Regions from separate parts of the Homo sapiens genome. Here all the other regions are linked to region 1. Evidence: chromatin loops called from intact Hi-C (ENCODE). Cell type or tissue: endothelial cell of umbilical vein. All regions are shown on one strand.

Evidence for each region. A loop is a pair of places that touch in the nucleus more often than their neighbours do. Peaks named below come from ENCODE experiments on the same cell type or tissue, not always from the same donor. Only the 100,000 strongest peaks of a DNase experiment are listed, where the experiment ranks them.
Region 2: it touches region 1 in a loop (16-fold over the local background); 71 of 110 quality-filtered maps call a loop at or near these places.
Region 3: a loop joins it to region 1, with 9 times the contacts of the local background. A loop is called at or near these places in 19 of 110 quality-filtered maps.

The regions. Positions count from the first base shown.
Region 1 is chr2:11,128,585-11,136,584 of GRCh38, reverse strand. CIMIP5 (ciliary microtubule inner protein 5) reads right to left here and starts at 3,457. Exons shown (of 3, transcript NM_001371321.1): 1 at 2,994-3,457. The coding sequence starts at 3,250. FLJ33534 (Putative uncharacterized protein FLJ33534) reads left to right here and starts at 4,409. Exons shown (of 9, transcript NR_040080.1): 1 at 4,409-4,570; 2 at 7,487-7,601; 3 at 7,699-7,864. RefSeq lists enhancers at 5,802-6,302, 6,303-6,803 and a silencer at 6,444-6,753. In endothelial cell of umbilical vein, a CTCF peak has its summit at 3,805 (motif pointing left); DNase peaks (open chromatin) are centred at 3,774 and 7,784; H3K4me3 peaks cover 619 bases; H3K27ac peaks cover 579 bases; H3K27me3 peaks cover 387 bases.
Region 2 is chr2:11,443,282-11,451,281 of GRCh38, reverse strand. E2F6 (E2F transcription factor 6) reads left to right here. Exons shown (of 7, transcript NM_198256.4): 5 at 1,156-1,270; 6 at 3,508-3,655; 7 at 4,759-6,907. The coding sequence ends at 4,805. Among named protein-coding and RNA genes, the nearest start is that of E2F6, 19 kb to the left of the region's middle. RefSeq lists a silencer at 1,694-1,955. In endothelial cell of umbilical vein, a CTCF peak has its summit at 4,401 (motif pointing right); a DNase peak (open chromatin) is centred at 4,421.
Region 3 is chr2:11,230,963-11,238,962 of GRCh38, reverse strand. It overlaps ROCK2 (Rho associated coiled-coil containing protein kinase 2), which reads left to right. Exons shown (of 33, transcript NM_004850.5): 5 at 3,001-3,261. It also overlaps the pseudogene RNU6-1081P. Among named protein-coding and RNA genes, the nearest start is that of SLC66A3, 79 kb to the right of the region's middle. In endothelial cell of umbilical vein, a CTCF peak has its summit at 4,457 (motif pointing left); a DNase peak (open chromatin) is centred at 4,412.

The DNA.
Region 1 (8,000 bases):
TCCTCATCCTCCCCTTCTGGATGGGTTTTTAATGCGCAACTCCTGACTCTCACACTCAACTACCTCCTGGGCAGCTCCATCTAGACGTGGTTCAGGCATTTAAAACTCACCAGAACTCAGCATCTTCATCATTTTCTTCTCCTCCTTATTAATTATTCAAGCTGAGACCTGTCATCCTTTACTCCTTCCTCACCTTTCCTCCCACATTTACTCAGTTTGTAAATATTTTCTGTCATTCTGTAAGTTGCCTTTTCACTCTGTTAATTGTTGTCTTTGCTGTGCAGAAGTTTTCACATGCAAAAGAATGAAATTGGATCCTTTCTAACATGATACATACCAATCCAGTCAAAAACATAGGAAGAAGCTTCATGACATTGGTCTTGGCAATTATTCCATGGATATGCCACACAAAGGACAGGCAACAAAAGCAGATAGACAGATGGGATTACATCAAACTCAAAAACTTCTGAAGAGCAAAGGAAACAAGCAATGAAGTGAAAAGGCAACACACAGAATGGGAGACAATATTTACAGATCATATTTCTGATAAGGAGTTAATTTCCAAAATATATAAGGAACTTCTACAACTTCGTAGCACCAAACCAAATAACCCAATTGAAAAAATGGGTTAAGGACTTGAATAGATATTTCTCCAAAGAAGATAAATAAATGGCAAATAAATATATTAAAAGATGATCAATGTCACTCATCATCAGAGAAATGCAAATCAAAACCACAATGAGGTCAAACACGGTGGCTCACACCTGTAGTCCCAGCACTTTGGGAGGCTGAGGCACGTGGATCATCTGTGGTCAGGAGTTCAAGACCAGCCTGGCCAGAACTTGCAGTGAGCTGAGATCACCCCACTGCACTCCAGCCTGGGCAACAGAGTGAGACTCTGTCAAAAAAAAAAAAAACCAAAAAAACCCCAAAAAAAACCAGCCTGGCCAACATGGTAAAAACCTGTCTCTACTAAAAATACAAAAATTAGCCAGGCATGGTGGAGGGCACCTGTAATCCCAGCTACTCAGGAGGCTGAGGCAGGAGAATTGCTTGAACACAGGAGGCAGAGGTTGCAATGAGCCGAGATCACACCACTTCACTCCAGCCTGGGTGACAGTGTGAGACTTCATCTCAAAACAAAACAAAACAAAAAATCACAATGAGATACCACGTCACACCTATTAGGATGGCTGTTATCAAAAAACAAAAGACAATCAATGAGTGTTGGCCAGCGTGTGGAGAAACTGAAATGCTGAGATACTGCTGATGGGAATGCGAAATGGTGCCACTGCTATGCAAAAGACAATGGAGGTTCCTCAAAAAATTACAAATAGAGGTACCGTATAATCCTGCAATCCCTCCGATATGGTTTGAATGTTTGTTCTCTCCAAATCTCATACTGAAATGTGATCCCTAGTGTTGAAGGTAGGGCCTAGTGGGAGGTGTTTGGGTCACGAATGGCTTCGTGCCATCCTTGCGGTAATGGATGAGCTCTTGCTCTATTAGTTCACAGGAGAGAGCTGGTTGTTAAAAAGAACCTGACACCTCCTCTCTCTCTGTCTCTCTCTCTGTCTCTTGGTCCCTCTTACCATGTGACATGCCTGCTCCTCCTTCACCTTCTGCCATTATTGTAAGATTCCTGAGGCCCTTACCAGAAGCCAAGTGGATTCCAGGACTATGCTCGTACAGCCTGCAGAACTGTGAGCCAAATAAACCTCTTTATAAATTACCCAGCCTCAGGTGTTCCTTGACAGCAATGCAAAATGGACTAAGATATCCATTTTTGAGAATTTCTCCAAAAGAACTGAAATCACTCCCATGCCCATTGTAGCACTACACATAATAGTCAAATGTGGAAGCAACCTAAAAGTCCATTGACAAATGAATAAAGAAACTGCACACATATATACATTCACCCTTAAAATGGGAGGAAATTCTGCGATATGCAACAAGATGGATGAACCTGGAGGACAGGATACTAACAAAACAGACATGGAAAGTCAAATATTGCACAATTCCACTTCTATGAGGCACTGAAAATAGACTCCTGGAAGCAAAGACTAGAATGGTGGGTGCCAGAGGCTGGGAGGAGGGGGAATGGGGCGTTGCTAATCAACGGGTATGAAGTTTCAGTGGTGCAAGATGAATGCATCCTAGAATCTATCAGGCTGCTCACTTAAAAATGTAATCGAGATCATGCCATGTTCCCGCTTAAAATCCTGGATGGTGTCTCCTTTGGAAAAAATGCATCCAGACTTTTATAAGGGCTGGGGTGGCCCCCGCTGCTCCCCCTCATCCTGTGGCCTTCCTCACTCCCTGTGCCTCAGCTACACGAATTCTTTGTTTTGTTTTTTAGATACATCAAACTCTTGGCTCCTTCTCCTATTTCATGTCTCAGCTTAAATGTCTCCTCCTCAGAGAGGCCTTCAGCCGGCTCTGCCCCCGACCCTGAACTGTTTCCTTCTTACCGCTGGTCACACTTCATACAGATTTGTACTTGTTTGCTTCTCTGCTTGCTTTTTGGCTGCCCTGTCCTGAGTATGAAGGCTCGGTGGAGCCATGGCCAGGTCTGTCTAGTCCCTTGTTGCAGTCTGGTCTCGTTTCAGAGCGGCTCATGGGTATTTTTGGTTGAATGAATGCATGAAGGAGCATCCTTTCCCCGAGTCAGGTCAGACAGCCAGCTCCTCTAACCCAGACTAGGCCAGCAGGCTCCAGCTCAAGGGATTACCGGCCGCGTCGCAGTCGGAATGAACGAGGTGGGGCTGCTCTGACCCAGCGGCATCTGGTCTTGGCTTCCATCTTCCTCGCTTCTTAGGCTCAGGCTCGGGTCTGGCTCTGGGCTGGGCTGGTGACCCACCTTCCCCCGGGCATGCCATGCCCTCTGTCCCTCAGCCAGATCATTTGCCCTCCCATCTCCCTTTCTCCAAAACCTTCCCCAACTTGCAGTCAGGCTGCGGAGTCAGGGTGGAAAAGGGAGGGCAGGTACTCACCAGCGCTGCTGGCCCCGCCGCTCGGCCTCCAGGAGCTCCCGCCACAGCTGGTCCTGCTGCACGCCATCGCAGGCAGCTCCCTGAGCCACCCGCTGCGCCTTCAGAGCCTGGGGGGCCTGGCAGCCACCAGCAAGACCCCTGCTGGCCATAGGGCCACCCCGGGCAGCTGGGGAGACCGAGGCTGGTGGCCTGGTGGGGGGCAATCGGTACCCAGCTGATGTGGTTCTCTGGAGCCCAGGGGTGGGGTGGCTCCCCATGGTGCAAGTGTGTGTGTGTGTGTGCGCTTGTGTCAGAGAGAGAGAGAGAGAGACCTGTGCCTGAGCTCAGCTCAAACCTCCTCCTGGAACACTCTGTCCCTCCTAACCCCGGGAGAGCCTGGGCAGGGTCCTCCTCACTGTCCCTTTAGGCCTCGAGCTCAGAGTGGCCGATGGGGACAGGGCTCTCCGGGCTGGGGAGAGCATTTGAGCCCAGTTTCGTTTTGAACTCCCGCCTGTGCTGTGTTGACTGTTGTCCTGGGAACGGACAGCTCCTAGGAAAGGGGCGGGCCCCGTGTGTGTGTGTGTGTGTGTGTGTGTGTGTGTGTGTGTGTGTGTGATCTGAGCCCTAGGGCTGGGGGGCAGAGAGTTCCTGACTAGATGCCACGCCCAGTTCAGCAGCCCCCTACCCCAAGGCCGGAGTCCTCCGCACAGGGTGGGGGAGGGGGAGGGAGCAAAGCTGGGGCTCCTGGGGGCCACCCCCACCATTATTGCACTTGCTTCCGGCAGCCCGTCAGGCCGTGGGGCGATGTTAGTCCTGTGCTGCCCCCTCGTGGATGCTGCGAGGCTCGCAAGAAATGGTGGCCCTGAGGGCGCTTTGGGAATTGTGGATCAGGCATCAGTGTGAAGCTTCCTGCTTGTTTGGGAACGATGGCGGAAGTCATGAGCTTATGTTGGGCGAGGAAAATGAGTGCAATGCACTAGGAACATCCACTCTGTCTGCAAACCCAGAGCGTTCACACAGCACTCTGCTTTATCTGAGACCTCCCAGCCATGCCTTTCCAACGCCATTCTACAGATGAGGAAACTGAGGCCCTTACCGGCAAGATTAAGTGACCGCCCACGGTCACACAGTCAGTCACCAGCTGAAAGGAACAGTGAGAATCTGAGGGCTTATGGTCCGAGCCCTCAGCCCTGTTTCTGCTCTAACTGGGTACAACCAGGCTCCCTCCGTGGCAGCCTCTCCTGGTCTGGCTCAGCTGAGCTCCATGGACGCCCGCTGCTCTCATCACTTCTGCCTCCTGCACTCTCTGCTTCCGGTTCTCTGAGTTTTGTGCTGTTCCGGTAGGTGCTGGCAGATTCACAGTTCCTTCCACGCAGCTTCTCTGTGGGTCCATTCAGCTGGCGCGCTGCTTCCTATCTTTGTAAGGGAAGAGCTAAGTGCAGACAAAGCCCTGACGAATAGAGGCCTGCGCAGAGTGCCCGGGGTGCAGGGCAGCAGGGCAGCCAGTGAACCACTGAGCTCGCACTGTAGCCAGTCCTGTGTGCCCCTGCTGGATTCTGCTTCTATGAGGGAGGCAGCAAGGAGTTGGGACTTCACAGGTGAAAGGACTTGCCAGGTAGAAAAACTGGGGTGACCACAAAAGCTTGGATGCAAGAGAGAGCCTGGTATTTTGGGAGATGTGGGGGAGGAGACAAGGACGGGGGTGGCAGGGCACATGGGGGCAGGCCCCGGGGTATTTTCCACGGTATCCTGCACCCAGTGGGGAGATACCGATGGGCTGTGAGCCCCAAGGGAGCTGCAGGGAACAGAACCATCAGGACAGGGGCAAAAAACAGGTGAGGTCACCATTGCCATGGCGTGGTGTGGGTGAGCAGTGGCAACGAAGCCCCTACTGGGCTCGGGCGGAGGGCTGGCGTGGAGAAGACAGGGCTGAGAGCCAGGCCAGAAAGAGCTGCCAGCTTCGTCTTCCCACACTTGCATGAGGACGGAGCTGAGGGATGGGACCTTTTGGAAAAACATTAGTCTAAAATCAGAGCTGCAGGCCTGGGACTCTGTCTCTCCTCTGTTCCTCCCCTTGGAGCTGGGATGACACAGGGTGGCATCTAGTGACTTAAATTTTCCTGGTAAAGATGAGCACAGCAGGAGTGCGGCGGGGTGGGCCTCTGTGAGCTAGGACCCTGGGTCAGGCTTTTCTGAGTGCTGTTTTCGTGGAGGTGTCTGTGCTCCCTGCACTGCGACGACAGGTTCCTGCCATGCCCAAGGAGCAGCGGTTCTGGCTTCCCTGAACCCCCAGAAGGCATCCCGTGAGTGTCTTTAGAGAGGACGGTGTGTCCTGGGGGGTCCTTGCTGTGTGTCCTGGGAGGCTTTGTCAGGCTGACCGCAGGCTGTGGCCCTGAGCAGCTGGGAACAGCCATGCAGTTTGCTCAGATACCTCCAGCCCTGGCCACAGGCTCCAGACACAGGGACCAGGGCAAAAAAGGCCAGCAAGGGCATCTGTGACAAACCATCACAACTGATTGAGTTCCTGATGTATGTAGAGGCTGAATAGTTCAACGGATTTTTTTTTTTTTTTTTTTGAGACGGAGTCTCACTCTGTTGCTGGGGCTGGAGTGCAGTGGTATGATCTTGGCTCACTGCAACCTCTGCCTCCCAGGTTCAAGCGATTCTCCTGCCTCAGCTTCCCGAGTAGCTGGGAATACAGGTGTGCACCGCCACACCCAGCTAATTTCTTTTGTATTTTTAGTAGAGACAGGGTTTCACCATGTTGGCCAGGCTGATCTCGAACTCCTGACCTCAGTTGATCCACCTGCCTTAGCTTCCTAAAGCGCTGGGATCACAGGTGTGAGCCACCGCGCCCGGCTGGAGGTTGGTTTTTAAAAATTAAAATGTAATTTAAAAACCATTTCAGACCGAGAGTTGATAGAGGGCTGGACTGATGTGTGACAAAGCAAATACAATACAACGTAACTGCAGAATCTAGGTGGTGGGCGTATGGGTGGGCATATGTTGGGTGTCTGCCCTACCATTCTTTCAACTTTTCTGTATGTCCGAAAAATTTCAAAATAAAATGTTGAGGGGGAAAAAAAAACTCACCTGCCAGTCCAGGTCAGTCACTGCCAGTCTCTTTTTACATGTCCTTCTGCCTGGAAAAACATCCAAATTCACTCTGGGTGAGCCTCACTGCGCCCCAGCCTGGGAGGACCAACCCCGCCCTGCCCCTCCCGCCAGCTCTGAGGCTGGCCTCACCTGGGGATCAGGACACCGGGTTCCAGTCCCTGCTCTGCCAGTGACTTGCTCTGTGCCCTTGAGCGAGGGCTCAGGGCACACCCACATTTTGTGGTCTAACTTTATCTGAGACTTTCCAGGGGAGCACAAGAATCCCTGCGTTTGGGAGGTTGCTGGAGTTGTCTTTTATTGGGTTTTCCTCACCCCAAAAGGCGTAGCAAGTTTAGGGCCTTCAGCTGGGCGAGGCAGAACGTTCCAGCCCAGGCAGCCACAGGGTGGCCCCACCAGCCCGGGAGCAAGCACACCTGCGATGCACAGAGCGAGGCGAGGCTCCGCCCTGCGAGCCAGCCCCGCCCACTTCCTGTAGGCCCCCGCCCCTTCCCGGGTCGGCGGACGAGGGAGGGTCGCGAGCTCCGCCCCGTTCCGCCGGCGCAGGGCTCAGGGGCCCCGGAGCTTGGGAGCGCGAGGGAAGGAGCTGAAGGGGCGGGTCCGTGGGAGGCGAAGGCAGGGGAAATGTGTGTCTGCATTTTTTAATTTGCAGGGGATATTTTCCGTCCCCTTTGTCCCGTAAGCCTCTGCTTTTTGGATGAAAACGTTGGCTTTACCACCCTCTCTCTCCTTCCCGCACGCGCACACCTTGAAGGCATCCTACCAGGCGGTGACCGCAGAGGAAGCACCCAGAGCCACAGTTCTTGCCTTGTCAGCTGCTCCCACCACGTCCCCAGAAAGCTCCGGGTTCGTCAGAACAGCAACATTAAAGGAAGGCCCAATTTATCTATGGAAAAATCCGCTCCGGCCTTCCTCTTGTAGCCCCAACCGTTTTCACTTCTAAGTAGCCGCTTTGGGTCTTACTTGTTGGTTGTACAGTTGCTGTCAATGTGCCTACCATTTTGTACCCAGCTTAAAATTGTTTATTTATTTATTTATTTATTTAGAGGCAGAGTCTCGTTCTATCACCCAGGCTGGAGTGCAGCGGGGCGATCTCTGTTCATTACAACCTCCGCCTCCCGGGTTCAAGCGATTCTCCTGTCTCAGCCTCCTGAGTAGCTGGGATTATAGAGGTGTGCCACCGTGCTCGACTAATATTTGTATTTTTAATAGAGACTGGGTTTCGCCATGTTGGCCAGGCTTGTCCTGAACTCCTGACTCAAGTGATCTGCCTGCCTTGGCCTCCCAAAGTGCTGGGATTACAGGCGTGAGCCACCATGCCTGGCCAAATTTTTTTTTTTAATGTATCAGCAATATTTTTTCATGTTTCTCTTTATATATATATATATTTTTTGACACAGGGTCTTACTTTGTCGCCCAGGCTGGAGTACAGTGGCATGATCGTAGCTCATTGCAGCCTCCACCTCCCTGGGCTCAGGAGATCCATCTCAGCCTCCTGAGTAGCTGGGACCACAGGTGCTTTATAATCTTTACACATCTCATTGTAGCCAGTTTCTTAGAGTTGATGCATGATAATGTGTTTAACCAATTTTTTCTCTTCTTGGGCATTTAGGTTTTGTTCAGGTTTAGCACAAGCTGTGATGAATATCTTCAAGCCTCTGCTTCCTGCTGTGGAATTGTTGCCAAAGGACACATTCCCAGATGGGATTACTGAGTCAGAGGAAGTGGACATTGAGTGGCTCTCAACAGACAGGCTGTGTTGCTCTCACAGTGCCCAGGTACCACCAGCAATGTATACACATACAGGAAGCGCCGGCTTCCCTGTTGTCTTGTTGCTGTGGCGTGTTGGGGTCTCTAAGACCACCCTGGGTTTGTTGATTGGCTAGGAGAACTCGCAGAACTCAGCATACAGTG
Region 2 (8,000 bases), 310 kb before region 1:
TGGCATTTCTTAGATTAAATTCTGGATGATGACCTCAGGGGTACAGTACCAAACCAAGGTTGATGGTACCACTTAAAATGGTGAGTATTCATTTTTATAGTCTGAATACTATAAGGATAATAAAATATTTGTTGGCTTTTGTGAAGTTCATGTTTTTCCTAGAAATTTGTGAATGGAAGTTGATTTCTGAAACAGTGAATTGCCATTGAAGTGGTGCTTAAACTGCCATTTGTGTCCACAGAAGCGCGTTGTTGCTTAGTAGCAGTTTTGCTTTGAAACTCAGTGTCTCAGGGAGCTGGGGGGTGGGGCTGGGGGAGCCTTGTCTTTGGTACTGACCTCCTGGGTGTCTTAAACCTATATGCTGTGCTGTTCCCTGTGGCACCCTTTGAGGGGCTCACTGATTCTGAGCTATCCCATACCTCATATTTACTTAAAACTCTCTCCAGCAGTCAAAAACCTCTATTCCCACAGTACAGGTACTGGAAGGAAAAGAAAAAATAAGCACCAACATTACTGCAGCCAATCAGAAAAAAAAAATGCTAGAGAAATCCAGTAAATCACTTAATTGGTAAAATTTGAGGCAACACAGTGAGACAAGACGAAAAAGACTCAGGTAGTGAGATGGAAAATAATTTTGGATGAAGTAACATCATACATGATAGTCTTGAGAAACTTAATCTCTAAGTCGTTTATGCCTTTTTATAGATTTTTTTCCATCTTTCATTTTAGGGGATTCTTGTCAAAGCCCTGAGTGTTTTTTCTCAAAGTTATAGTAAGATCTAGCTTACTATACCTGAAAAGGGAATAGGGTGAAAATTTGAATTTCTTTATGTGGTGTATTTGTGTTAGGGACTCAGACTTTATTAATATTTTTCTCCAGAAATTGCCATCATAATCATAATAGTAGAGCTTAAAGAAACTCTTTAGGTTGTGTTGTAAATATTGTAAAACCCTTCATAAAAATCTTAATTTTATGTGAATAATAAAGATTATCAATGAATTTTTTTTTTTTTTACTGCTTTCCTTAATGGTGAACTTGTATCTCATAAAAACTAAAAACATTCTAACATTACCCTTGCGTTAACTGAATTACTAGAGATAAATTACCTCCCCAGTAAACAGCATTCTGTGTAGAGATCCTTGACTGAGTTTTACACTAGCATATGTGACCTATCAAGACATTCATAGCATTCAGGCCTTCCATGAACAGATCGTCATTGCAGTTAAAGCTCCAGCAGAAACCAGATTGGATGTTCCAGCTCCCAGAGAAGTAGGTAACCCTGCATTTTTAAAAAGATTTAAAGAGGGATGAGGGCCGACTGCTTAGGCTGTGATTTATTGCAGTCATACTTAAGAGCCGTTGTGTGCACGTGCACTGTACATCCGATACTGCTCAAGGCACTTCACACATTTAACTTGCTTCAACTAACACAAGTCAAGTAGTCATTATTATCTTAAAGATGAGGAACCAAAAGCTCACAAAGATGAGTTAACTTTTTCAGGATCACCAGAATTCAAACCCAGTTAGTGTGGCTTCATAGTTTGCTTTTCACTATTGTACTGCAGTGCTTCTTAGAAGAATCACCAAGAATTGGCCCATCTTAAAGTTGCAAAAGTAAGGTCTGGTGTCAGCCAAGGCACTGGGGAATTAACAAACTCTTGAAAGACTGATGAATAAACCAGGACGCTAGGTTCTGAATTTAAAATGGAAAAGTAGGATTTCTGTGTAAATGAACATTATTTTTGTCAGCCGCCAGCTGCTCAGTGCGTTCTTTCCCTTGCAGAAAAATTTGCATTGAAAGATAATTGCATCAGAAGGCTGCTTGATGAGGACAGAATCAGAACCAAGGAATGTGGCCATTCTTGGGACACATCCTCAAGACTGACAGCCTTGATAGACCCATCGGTGCTCACAGTGCAGCCCTCTGCATTGCCCTGGGGGTTTGCCTCCTGCCTAGCGAAGAATATTTTCTTGACCTGTTTTTCCTTTTGTCCCCAGCAGACCACTGTTCAAGTGAGCCCTGTATTACTCCACAGTGTATGGGGTAAGGGCTGGCTTTCATTTACCTCAGTCACACTCAAGTTATGATTTCTTGGTGATGTTTCCTAGTTGTTTTATTTTTAAGAAACTGCCAATCAACACATCTTTACTTTGGGGCATAATAATTCATTCTGCAGAGACTAATGGATTTTTGGCTTTTCCCTATGCTGTGAGCTGCTTCAGACTGTAATTGCTAAATCTGGCTGAGCCTTTGATCATACCTGAGGCTTCTCTTAGAGTCCTATTTAAAGTCTCTGCACATGGGCCCTCTTGGCCAGAGCCTGACCGTGAAGATCTGGGGACCTAGTGTGATGGGTGGCAAACTGGCCCTCAGGTCAGATCCGGCCTGCTCCTTTTTCTTAGAAATAATTTGATTAGGACACAGCCACATGCACATTTGTTTACATATTGTTTCTGACTGCTTTCATACTATAGTGGCAGAGTTAAAAGGTTGTGACAGGGATAGTGTGACTTGCAAAGCCAAAAATATTTACCATCTCAGCCTTTATGGAAGTTTGACAACACTTAATTTAGTGGAATGTTATTGTTAAGAAATATCTATTAAATTGTACAGGATTTATCATTCAAACCAGTTGTGACCTGGCACTCTAGAAGCTGAGCACAGATGTTCTCTAGCCCACTTGTAGTACCAGGAAGTCATAGCAAGGGCAGGTGAGGCTCTGAGACCGTCTGAGAGGCTGCATCTCCACAGACTCACCCTGGTATAAGATCACAATGAGGTGTGGAGTGGGAGGGAGCAGTGGTGTATGTGTGTCTAGCCCAGGCCTAACTGCATTAAAGGGGAGAAAACAGACTTTGTTATAGTTGAAGCAGCTCCCAATTAAAGCAATCATTTATAACTGGGGCTGTTCCTTAAGAATTTAGCATAATTCCCAGTAGAAGCACTGAAGTTGCCTGATACCTTACGGAAAAAAAGTATTTTGATTAATCCTGAGGAAATCTGAAATCAAAGGATGTGAATATCATAATGAGTTAATTAGTCCTTTATAAATAATGTAAACGATTTTTTTGACATTTTACTTGAGATATATTTTGATCTTTTCCTGTTCTTTCAACTGGACAAAAGAATGGCCCTTCCATTATCTCAAGACCTGTTCATTGGTCTGGAAATCCAAGCACATATTTATCCTGTGAGACTCTAGGGTATTCTGGAGTTCTGTGTCATCAAAACACTGATTTTTGACTGAAATACGGCCTCCTTGAAGGGTCAGCTCCTGAGTAGAAAAAGACAGGCTCTTGAGTACTGAGGTTTTCACATGATAGCTCTGAAGCCATTACTGCAGGATCACATGTAGCTGTCTTCAGCATGGGAATTGGCCAGTGCTGTAATGTGACTACAGCTAAGGTGATTTTCTCAAATGTCTCGAAATTTTTGCAGTTCTAGTGAGTGAAAAAATATGATTTATTATTTCATTCATCTTGACGATTCCTGTGTCCTTTGCTAGGACTCTATCACAGTGCACATAAGGAGCACCAACGGACCTATCGATGTCTATTTGTGTGAAGTGGAGCAGGGTCAGACCAGTAACAAAAGGTCTGAAGGTGTCGGGACCTCTTCATCTGAGAGCACTCATCCAGAAGGCCCTGAGGAAGGTAAATATACCAGTGATTCTGACAGTATTTTAATTAAGCATGCATAATTTTATTAATGTGTATTATGGCCTTAAGATATTTTTACTCTTCCTAGCCACAAAAACATGAGTAAAAAATTACAGCATAACTCTTACTGTAGTTTAGAATATTTCTGTGAACATTATAGTTAAATTTCTGTAGTTTTGGTAGCAGTGAAAACTTAGAATTCTGTTTGGTCCCATGGTGATACCAACTTGCGATGGTCTCTGAATAGGGCAGGCTTTCAGTCAAACAGCAGCTCCACTCGGCCAAAGAGCCTGCCCATGACCTGGCCGGGAGACTTCCCCTTCTGCACATCTTGGAGAAGGGAAGGGGCTAGACCTGCTTGACCCAGGCAGTCAAATACCCACTCAACTCAGCCAACAGCCCACTCCACAAGAGTCAGTCCTCAGTTGCACATTTCTAAGGACGTCGCCTCTGGACCCATCTGGCCAGAGCAGTGACTCCATCTAACCTCGGAACCCAGCTTGCAGTGCTGTCCAACAGCAGATCCCAAATAGTGGAATTGCCTGAGCAGGGGACCAGCATCCTGTGACCGGCCTGGGCAGAAGCCATCACAGTACCCAGCCAACAGCTCCACCGACATCCGAACAAAGACCCAGCCAACTGGAGAACTTGACAAGCACTGCGGGCCAGGGTGGTCTTCAGGTGGCCCTTGCAGAGCCACAGGCTGGACCGATAGGAAGCTTTCACTGACGAAGAATACCTGTAATGACCAGAAGAGGGGGCTGTTGCCCACATGCAGACAACAGCACAAAGACACAAGGATTACGAAGACTGGGGGAGTCGTGACGGCTCCAAAAGAAACTAATAAAGCCCTAATAAGGGAAGGTTTCCTCCATTCTCGGACGGGTGCTTTCAGGTACAAGTTAGAGTTCCAGTTTATTCTTGAGAGGCTGAAAAAATTAGCCTTATGCCATTAACCTGAGAATACGTGTTCTTGACCAGGCATCTTCAGGGTTTTCTGAAGTAGTCAGATTGTGTATTCTTTTACGTATTTGCCTATCAGACCTTCACTTAGGTGTATTCACTTAGGTGTATTTCTCTCTCGTGTTCTTTTCCAGAAGAAAATCCTCAGCAAAGTGAAGAATTGCTTGAAGTAAGCAACTGATGGCATTTGAGAATTTATGTATCACTGAGTTTTTTGGGAATATCTTCGTGGAGAATTACGCATCAAATTTGATTCTCAGAGCAATAAATTATCCATGAAGTGCTCTCGTTCTCAGTAGCGGCATCATGGCCAGTAGTGTCTTTGAGGAGTTCACCACTTAGATTACTGAGTAATTGTGGTTTCCACATTTGAAAACAACTCCTTTTATAATTATTCACTGCTTTTTGTCAGTGAAATAGACATCTTGCCTCCTGAAGTAGCTTCATCACAGAGTGTCATGAAGACAGACAGTCAGGCTGAAATGGACAGTTCTTTGTGGACTCTACCCTTCCCTTCAAGGAGTATGTCATATATCACAAAAGAAATTGCCTTACACTGGTTCATGTTTGCAGTTACTGTTGTACATTGCATAGATGTACACACGAATTTAAATGTGATGTCTTTGTATATATCTGTATAATGTTGAGATTACTTACGAAATATGTCTGAGTGACACTTTTCACCCTTGTACAGCCAAAATAATGTATATATGGAAAGTGACAGACAAATTCTCTAATCTCTTTGGTACCTATAACTTATTAGAATCCTCTGGATGAGGGTTAGAAGAGACTTTTTCCAAACTTCTACATGTAGAAGTATCATAAATGTGCTACACATTTATGTTTGTGGATTTAATTAAAGTATTTTAATATGGTTTTCAGTGCTAAAATTGGAGTCAGATACTTCTTGGTTTTAAGCTGTCTACCTAATTGCTGTCTCCCAGCAGACTGGTGGCATGCCCAGTGGCTTTGGGGGCAAGGATAGAAATGCCATCAGGAAATAGCTGAATTCATTGTGAAACATGAATTCAGTCATGGTGATAATTGGAAACTCCTTTCAGGTTTTTGCAAGTAGATTTTGTAATGTTTGTGTATGCAGCCTTGCTGTTGAGTCAGTCCAAGGGGTTTTACTTAGGACAAGTTGTACCTTGCCCTCTCTCCAGCTCTGCTCCCACATTTTCACATACCTAGCTGTTTCTACCTCATTGGGTAAGTCATTTACCACTCTGTGCCTCAGTTTACTCTGTAGTTTACCATTAGACTGTGAGCTCCTTGAGGGACTTTGTCATAATCACTGTTACATCCCAGTGCCTCACACCATGCCTGGCCCTTAAGAAGTGCTCAATAAATGTCTGAACAAATAAGTGAGTGGAGTGAGTGAATTGTAAGATCAGAATAATAATATTTGGTTTGTCTATCGTACAAGATTCCTGTATCGTTTGAATATTGCTTTTAAAGAAATATTTGAAGCGACTTCAAATTCAGACTGTGTTTAAAAAGATTTAAAATCGGAATCCAAAATCAAAGTATTAAAAAATAATGCTGAGTGTTTAGGATTCACATACCTCTGAGCTCTGGTGGCTTTTGCCAGTCCTGTCCCTCTGCTGAGCACCAGCCCTTCCTGCAGCAGTCCTGCCGGTGTGTTTCTGTGCACCTGGGGATGAAGTGTGCTCCTCCCCCAGCGGTTAGCCTCAATGCTTTTCCTCCCTCTGTTTTATTATTTGAAATTAGCCAAAGAAAAGCTGCAGGGGGCACTGCTGATCATCACTGGACTGGTGGGTCGTACTGTTTGACAGAATAGGGAATACAGGAGGAGGAGCAAGCCTAGGGTAAAACTTAGGTTTGGGACATGCTTGATGAAAGCAAGAGTTGAGCAGGTTGTTGTGTGTATGTAGGTCAGGTGCTCAGCGGAAAAGTCTGAGCTGTGTAGTACGTCAGGCAGATGTCAGTTTAGATGCGATAGTTTAAGCCACAAGAGTAGGAGAGGTCATCTAAAGAGTACAGCAGGCCTAAGGGCATCTATATTTAAGGAGAAATACAGAAGAAGTCTCCTGAGAAGGAATAATGGGGCGGGTGGGGAGGGAGAAGGCAGTGTCCCAAAAACCAACAAAGGTTTTACCAAAGGTAATACCATCATTTCTGAGCAGCAGTTCCTTAACTTGTGAATGTGGCAAATGTTCTCCTTTACAAATTGTTCTGAAGGTAAAATGAGATCATGTAAACGAAAATCCTTTGTAAATTACAGATGTGTGTTATAAATGAAGTATCTCTCGAGTCACTCCATCTTCTGGCGTTGGGTCTCTGATTCTTAAAACGGATAAAATAAGCATGAACTCGTTTCTGGGCCCCTCCTCCTCACTAACCCTAACCTTTCCAACCTCACTGTCCCATCTCTGTGCGCACCGCTTCTTCCTTCAGAAACCTTGAGCGATCCGTGTTTCCTTCAGGCCGAAGTGCAGACTCTGGATATAGAAGGGCCCAAGGCTTGCTTACCAATCCTGCCTTGGTACCTGCCTTGCAGACCTTCACCCCAGTAAATTGGTCTCATCGCTACCTGAAGCACACAGTGAACTTTCCCATCTCCCTGCCTTTGCTCTTATCCTATCCTCTTCCTGTTCTCTGTGTTTCAAAATCGCATCCCTATTCTGGACCTGGCTTCACCCATGCCTCCCCTTTACTCCTACCCTGCATGCAGTTTATACACAGCACGCAGGTGGCCATCTTCCTTCCTCATAAGTTGCTGCGGCTACGTTCCCAGCTGCCATTCCATGTTGTCAGAGTGTAAGCTCATGTCTTAATAGGTATTTCTCATATTAATGTAGTGTATGATAGGGTTTGGCTGTGTCCCCACCCAAATCTCATTTTGAATTGCAGTTCCCATAATCCCCATGTGTCGTGGGAGGGACCAGGTGGAGATAACTGAATCATGGGAGCTGTTTCCCTACATCCTGTTCTCGTGATAGTAAGTTCTCACGAGATCTAATGGTTTAATAGAGGGCTTTTCCCTTCGCTCGGCTCTCATTCTCCCTCCTGCCACCATATGAAGAAAGACGTATTTGCTTCCTCTTCCACCATGATTGTAAGTTTCCTGAGCCAGCCATGCTGAACTATGAGTCAATTAAATCTGTTTCCATTATAAATTACCCAGCCTTGGGTATGTCTTTGTTAGCAGTTTGAGAATGGACTAATACAGTAAATTGGTACCACAGAGAGTGGGGTGCTGCTGTAAAGATACCCAAAAATGTGGAAGCAACTTTGGAACTGAGTAACAGGCAGAGGTTGGAACAGTTTGGAGGGTTCAGAAGAAGACAGGAAAATGTGGGAAACATTTAGAACTTCCTAGAGACTTGTTGAATAGCTTTGACAAATTGCTGAT
Region 3 (8,000 bases), 100 kb before region 1:
AATTGCCCTGGCACCTTTGTCAACAAATTTATTGATCATAAATACAAGGATTTATTTCTGGGTTCTCAGTTCTATACAACTGTGTTCAATCGATCTATGTATCTTTTCATATGCCAGTACTCATATCTCACTGTGTTGCGCAGACTGGAGTACAGTGGTGCAATTGTAACTCACTGTAAACCTCAAAATCCTGGGCTCAAGCGATCTTCCCACCTCAGCCTCCCAAGTAGCTGGGACTACAGGTGTGCGACCATTCCTGGCTAATTTTTAATATTTGTATAGAGACACAGTCTCACTTTGTTGCCCAGGCTGGTCTCAAATTCCTGGCCTCAAGTCATCCTCCCACTTAGGCCTCCTCAAGTGTTGGGATTACCGGCGTGAGCCACCGTGCCTGGCCAGTATTGTCTTGATTATTGTAATTTTGTAGTAAGTTTTGAAATTGGGAAATGTAAGTCCTCCTGCTTTGTTCTAGTTCCAGATTGTTTTGGCTCTTCTGAGTCCTTTGCATTTCCAAATAAATTTTAGGACCTGCTTGTTGGTTTTTGGAAAAGACCCACTGGGATTGAGATGGAGATTGCATTGAATATAATGATCAATTTGGGGAGAGTTGCCATTTTGATAGTATTGATTCTTCCAATCCGTGTACATGAGGTGGTCTCTTCATTTATTTTCATATTTCCTTTAATCATTTAAACATGTTGTACACTGACACACACAACAGACACACACACACACACACACACACACACACACTCTTTCTCAATTTGGTAACCAGCCTTATCATGCTTTCCTATTTCTTCCTTCTCTTCATCCTGATGCCTTCCATTTTAAAATTATGTCTCACATAATAATCCTCTTACTTGGATTTATTCCTTTTCTCCCCGCTAGTCAAAGTCTCACTCTGTCGCCCAGCCTGGAGTGCAGTGGCACGATCTCGGCTCAGTGCAACCTCTGCCTCCCGGGTTCCAGCAATTCTCCCACCTCAGCCTCCCGATTAGCTGGGATTACGGCATGCGCCACCATTCCTGGCTCATTTTTGTAATTTTAGTAGAGATGGGGGTTTTGCCATGTTGGCCAGGCTGATCTCAAACTCCTGACCTCAGGTGATCTGCCTGCCTCGGCCTCCCAAAATGCTGGGATTACAGGCATGAGCCACTGCTGTGCCCAGCTATTCTTCATTTTGTCAAACTATATTCTTGAATAATTTTTTTGAAAATGGTCTGTCAATTATAAAATTTCATTTTGTCATCTCCTTTGTTTTCTTGTCTGCCATATTCTAGAATCAAAATTATTTTCCCTCAAAACTTTGAAGATATAGCTATGTTGCCTTTTATATTCAGTATGTTGGCTGAGAGGTTTGTTGCCAATATGATTTTATGTTTTTGTGTATATGGCATTTTTTGGAAACAGGATTTTTCTCTTGGATTTCTGAAAATTTAGCCCTAGCTGTGTAAAGTATCAGTTTCATTTAGAGGTTTTCTTGATCTTAGATTTTTAACTTTACTCATTTCTAGAAATTTTTGTTTACTATTCCTTTGTTCTAGTCTACATACTCTCTAGAACTACTTTTAGGTAGACGTTGGTGCTTTTCTGACATTGCTCTGTATTTCATCTCTTACTCCTTCAGTGTGTTCAGAGAACATTCATTTTTTCAGTTTTCTAACTGTAATGTTTGTCTATCATCAGTCATATAGTGAATTCTTAGACTTCAGGGTTTTTTTGGTCCTCATATCAGCCTAATGTTTAATTGATGTGACATCTGTTACCCTTTTGAGGGTATCGATTTTACATATATTTTTTGTTTTCTTTTGAGACAGAGTTTTGCTCTTGTTGCCCAGGCTGGAGTGCAATGGTATAATCTCAGCTCACTGCAACCTCCGCCTCCGGGGTTCAAGCAGTTCTCCTGCCTCAGCCTCCCAAGTTGCTGGGATTACAGGTGCCTGCCACTACGCCTGGCTAATTTTTTATAGTTTTAGTAGAGACGGGGTTTCACCATGTTGGCCAGGCTGGTCTCGAACTCCTGACCTCAGGTGATCCACTTGCCTCGGCCTCCCAAAGTGGTGACATTACAGGTGTGAGCCACCACGCCTGGTTGATTTTACATTTTTAAAGCTGTCTTCGGTTTGTCCTATTAAACATTTCCTTGAGTATTATTTTTGTTTCTCAAATTGCTGTTTTCTCTATTTCATGATGTTGGTTTTTCTCAAATATTGATTCTTAGTTTTATCTTTTCCCTGTTTGTCTGTGGAAGACTTGTGTTTGCATTGCTTGTTTCTGGGAGGGGTGTGACATACTGTTTGGTAGAATGTACAGATAGGTTTTCTTCAGACATTGTGGTTTCTCTGTCTGTTTGGGGGGTCAGTAGCAACCTGGACTGGTATCTTCTTTCTCTGGTCCCAATGCTACTGCTATAGTCTCAGTAAACTGAATGTCTCTTGTTTATCATGAACAAGGTGATGGGGAAGGGGAGAGAAGAGTTACGCGTCTTCCAAATATGGCTACCAGTGACTCATTCTTTCCATTGATATGGGGCTTATTCCCTCTTCTTGTGTCCGTTGAATCTAGTATCTCTAGATTTTTTTAAATTGCTCCTACCTCCTCTGCTCTTTTCTGTGTGAGTTAGGTGCAGTAGTTTGTTCAGAAAGCTGTTTTTTTTAAATTATAGTGAATTCTTCTGTCATTCTTTCACCTTTAATGTTCCTTATTCCTGTTTGTTTCTTTCTTAAATGTTTCTATTTAAATAGTTTCTTTTGTATTGTGTTCTCCATGAGGGGAAATATTCATTTATGCTTGAATAAGGTACCCATATAAAAATTTTGTCTGATACTGTTTATCCATTACATACGCCTGAGTCTAAAATAAAAGATCTCATAAATTTTAGTTTTGGTTATAAAATAGTTTGCCTTTTTCAATAGTAATAATAGTTTTTTAAATTTTTGTTCTGATTATGATTTTTGGTTTGGGTTTTTAAAAATTTTTCCTTTTCCTTTTGTTTTCCAGCTTTTTTATGCCTTTCAAGATGATAGGTATCTGTACATGGTAATGGAGTACATGCCTGGTGGAGACCTTGTAAACCTTATGAGTAATTATGATGTGCCTGAAAAATGGGCCAAATTTTACACTGCTGAAGTTGTTCTTGCTCTGGATGCAATACACTCCATGGGTTTAATACACAGAGATGTGAAGCCTGACAACATGCTCTTGGATAAACATGGACATCTAAAATTAGCAGATTTTGGCACGTGTATGAAGATGGATGAAGTAAGTAAGCAAATTATTTAAAACGATAGTGTTTTGAGGGACAGAAATAAATGAAATACTTTAAGTCAGGTCTTCATAGTTTTGAACAAAGGTAAATTTAGTTTTCATAACTGTATAGCACCCAAACAAGATATAACCAACTTAAAACATTTCCTTAACCAACTTAAAACATTTCTTTTGTAATCATTTATGTAGCTGTAGAGTACTTATCAAGAGAAATAAAAACTTAGCTTAGTTATCTTCCTCATAGACTGTTGACAAGCATTTGCTACCAATCAAAACCGGTTCATATGTATAATTTAGGTGAAGAAGGACACAAAATCTAAATTAAGGTAAATAGGTATTTTCACCACCATTGTTACTTCTGCATTTTTTTCTTTAAGAGGAGGTAAAAGTAAGTAAAGAAATTTATGTTACAACCTCCTCGTCACTCCCTCTGCATCAACCACACAGAATAAATTTGGGAACATCATCTGTTCCGATGCTTTACCTGTTGATCAATTCATATTATGATTGATAGGTTCAGTGGCATTAACCTCGTAGCTAATTATGATACTGATTTATTTTGGTTGTAAAATTTATATATCTTGCCCTTTTCTCTGTAAGTGTGCAGTAAGTAATTCTTGATGGAGAGGGATCGGTTCTGTTTCCTTTGTATTACCCTGTTGGTCCTAGGAGTCGACTTATAAATGTTAATATATATTGACAGCAAACTGTATTTCATCTTTTGTATGTTTTTTATAACTTTCCAGTATGCTTATAAAGCCAATCTTATTTCTTGGTAGTTACCTAGTCAAATGTTTATTTTGAGTTAAGGTAATTTTCTCTCTACCTCTTAACTTGTTCATGCCACCTGTATGACATTCACTTTTATTGATCATTCTACCTTCATCAGCATTCCAACTTCTAAGCTCATCTCAGATTTTACCTCGGCTTTAAGGTTCCTTCTGATAATCCTGACCTGACTGATCATTCTTTAATGTCATAATGTCCATAATTTCCTCACATAGTCAGAATTTGTGCTATACTTTATGGGCCATTTTTGTCTATCTTAATCTATCCAGCTAGAACTTAATATCCCTATATATTTTTGGTCTTTTTGATAGAGTCTGTTATATTCTGCAACCCTTAATCAATGTTTAATAGGTGGAGTTTTTTATTGTACCCAAAGCTCCCTCTTGTGGTATTTGGTATAATATAGTGTGAAATGATTAACAGTGCAAATTATCTTTAATGAAAATGAAGTATGAAATAATTTCCTAATAGAATGCTAAACTTATGTCTGCTATACATAAGAGAAGATGTTTTTGTGTTGTACTTCCATGAATGTATTGCGATTTTCATTAAACCAAAAACTTTTGGCACTAGGGTACAGACAAATAAATCATACCACATATTTTTAGGGAAGATAAGGGTGGTTAAGGAGAGCAAGGTGTAGAGAAGAAGAATATGGGGAACGGGATAGAATATGGTACCTACAGAATAATTGTATAAGCATGTAAGCAAATACTTAAATTGTCTCTTTATAAGGCAAAGTAAAACATGGCCTAATTTTGTTTACTATTTTTACTTTTATTTATTTTTATTTATTATTTTTAATAAATTTAAAAAATATGGACTGCTTCAAGAATTTGCATGTTATGCTTGTGCAGCGGCCATGCTAATCTTGTCTGTATCATTCTAATTTTAGTATATGTGCTGCCTAAGTGAGCACGGTTTACTGTTTTTAAACTCAGATACAGACAGTTGAGTTAATTATACTCCTTGGTTCATAGTTTATTGTCATGAGTAGTCAACACGAAGGCCTCATCTTGCTTTTATTTTATATTTTCCTCCATTCAGTTTCTGTCTCATTCTGTCTTTCCTCTCCCTAATAGATAGCTAGTATATGTTCACCATACGTTTTTGCAGATTATTAGTATAGTGTACTATATGTTCTTAGCTGGTATAAACAGTATCTTGATATAGATGTCATTTTGTTTGCTGTTGTTACTCAGCATTGTTTTTATATCTCTCCCTGATGTCAGTTAGTTCATTGCTTCTTTCTGCTGCTTAGTATTCCATAGTATCTATCAATCAATTTACCTTATTATTCCTTGGATGTTCGATTTCTAGGTCACCTCCAAATCCCTGCTAACAACAATACTATCTTGAACATCTTTATATATGTCCCATGTATATGCTTACAGGGGGTTCTCTAAATATAAACATAGAAGTGAAACTACTACATCAGAGGGTACATAAAGAAAGAATTGCCCGATCTCCAGAATGGCTGTGAATGTTTCTAACTACTTACTACTAGTACATGAGAGATCTTGTCTCCCCATATCCTTGCTAACACTTACTATTCAGTTCTCTAAGGGTTACCAGTTCCGTTGATATACAGTAGTATCTTTAAACAATTATGTTCATCTTATTGGACTAAGGTTGCCAAGAAAAAAATAAATAAGATTTGTAAAAATTACATTAATCTTTTTTTGTTGTTATTGTAGACACGGTCTCCTCTATTGCCCAGGCTGGAGTGTAGTGGTGTAATCATAGCTCACTGTAGCCCGAAACCCCTGGGCTCAAGGGATCCTCCCTCCTTAGCCTCCTGAGTAGCTGGGACAACAGGCGTACACCACCATGCCTGGTTCATTTTTTAATATTTCATAGAGACAGTATCTCTCTATGTTGCCTAGGCTGATCTCAAACTCCTGGGCTCAAGTGATCCTCCTGCCTCAGCCTCCTAAAATGCTGGGATTACAGGTGTGAGGCACTGTGCCTGACCAGTTATGTTAATCTTGTAACTAATGATGACAAACCTCTCTTCATATATTTGTCAGTCATTTCTGTTTTGTGAATTACCTGTTTATATCTTTTAACTCTTTTAAATTGGTTTCTTGTTCATGTACAGGGATTGCTTATATAATCTAGATAGTGATTCCATAGATATTGCTGATATCATCTTCCATTGTGTTACCCATCTATGCCTTCCTTTGTTTGAATAGAACTCCTTCATTCTGATGTAGTCAAAGGTGTTCTTTAACAAATACTGAACTTTTAAAATGTTGTTTTACCCCAGATCTCCATTCCTCAAGCAATACTAAGGATAATTATACAATGTTTAAGAACAAAAGAGTTTTTTATTAAAAACTATAGTACATTGGATTTATAATTTTCTATTAGTTTTTAACATGAATAGTCTTATTGCAAGTTTAAGGCTCAACACTTCATGTGCCTTTGTTTGATTATTGTTACTATACCAAAGCCATTAGAAATGTCCATAGTTTTGGCCAGCTGTGGTGGCTCACACCTGTAATCCCAGCACTTTGGGAGGCCAGGGTGGGCAGACTGCTTGAAGCCAGGAGTTCGAGACCAGCCTGGGAAACAAGGTGAACCCCCGTTTCTACTAAAAACAGAAAAATTAGCCAGGCGTGATGGTGCATGCCTGTAATCCCAGCTCCTTGGGTGGCTGAGGCATGAGAATTGCTTGAACCCAGGGGGTGGAAGTTGCAGTGAGCCGAGATCGTGCCAGGCCACAGCCCTCCAGCCTGGGCGACAGAGCAAGACCCTGTCTGAAAAAAAAAAAGAAATGTCCATAGTTTTATTCTCATCCACTTACAGAAGGGACTGTGACTTGGTTTTATACAGCTTACATGCCAGAAATAACTTTTACATTTTTAAAAGTTTGTTTAAAAAAAAGAAGAAAAATATGTGACGGAGACCCTGTGTGGCCCACAAAGCCAAAATATTTAGAGTCTGGCCCTTTACAGGAAAAATTAGCCAATACTTTATCTATAATATAGACATATATGCTCAAATTATTTTTCAGCCATCCTGACTTCCTATAAAATGTTATGCCATGGATAAAAGCAAAAATAAAATACAACTATAAACTTACAAGGACTAAAATGATTTGTCACTATCAGAATTAAGAGTAATAGTATCTCATTAAATTATATAATTGATAAATTGTATATTACACAACTTTCTGGATGCAGTTGCCATCACCCTTATTCTCTCAGGAAAAAAAAAACTTATCTAAATGTGAGTGAGAGTCACATTGTAAGATATTTATATGTAGATGTGTCTCAGTAAAAGTTGAGAGCTACTGCTATGTTGGGTGTACTCTTTGCGTGTCATGCATTTTATAGCAACCTTTACCTCCTTTTAAGACCACTTTATATGTTAGTATTTTAAATTACCTGAAGAGGCCAGGCACGATGGCTCATGCCTGTAACCCCAGCACTTTGGGAGGCTGAGGTGGGTGGATCATCTGAGGTCAGGAGTTCGAGACCAGCCTCGCTAGTATGGTGAAACCCCATCTCTACTAAAAACACAAGAATTAGCCGGGCATGATGGCGCGGGCCTATAGTCCCACCTACCTACTCAGGTGACTGAGGCAGGAGAATCGCTTGAACCCAGGAGGCGGAGGTTACAGTCAGCCAAGTTCGTGCCACTGTGCTCCAGCCTGGGTGACAAAGCGAGACTCTGTCTCAAAAAGAAAAAAAAAATTACCTGAAGAAAAAAAAAAATTACCTGAAGACGATTTTTATCCATTAATATTCTAGCATATACCATTTGACTAAATAGAAGATATAATTTTTTAAAAGCTAACTGGTAGCTTTTCTTTTTAAGTAATTTTTTTAAAAAAAGGTATGCATTTTCAAAAGGTTTCTCAGATTATTTTAAATGTATCATATTAAATATGTATTTGCTAAATGTATTTGATGTATTATGGCCCAAAATATCATAAA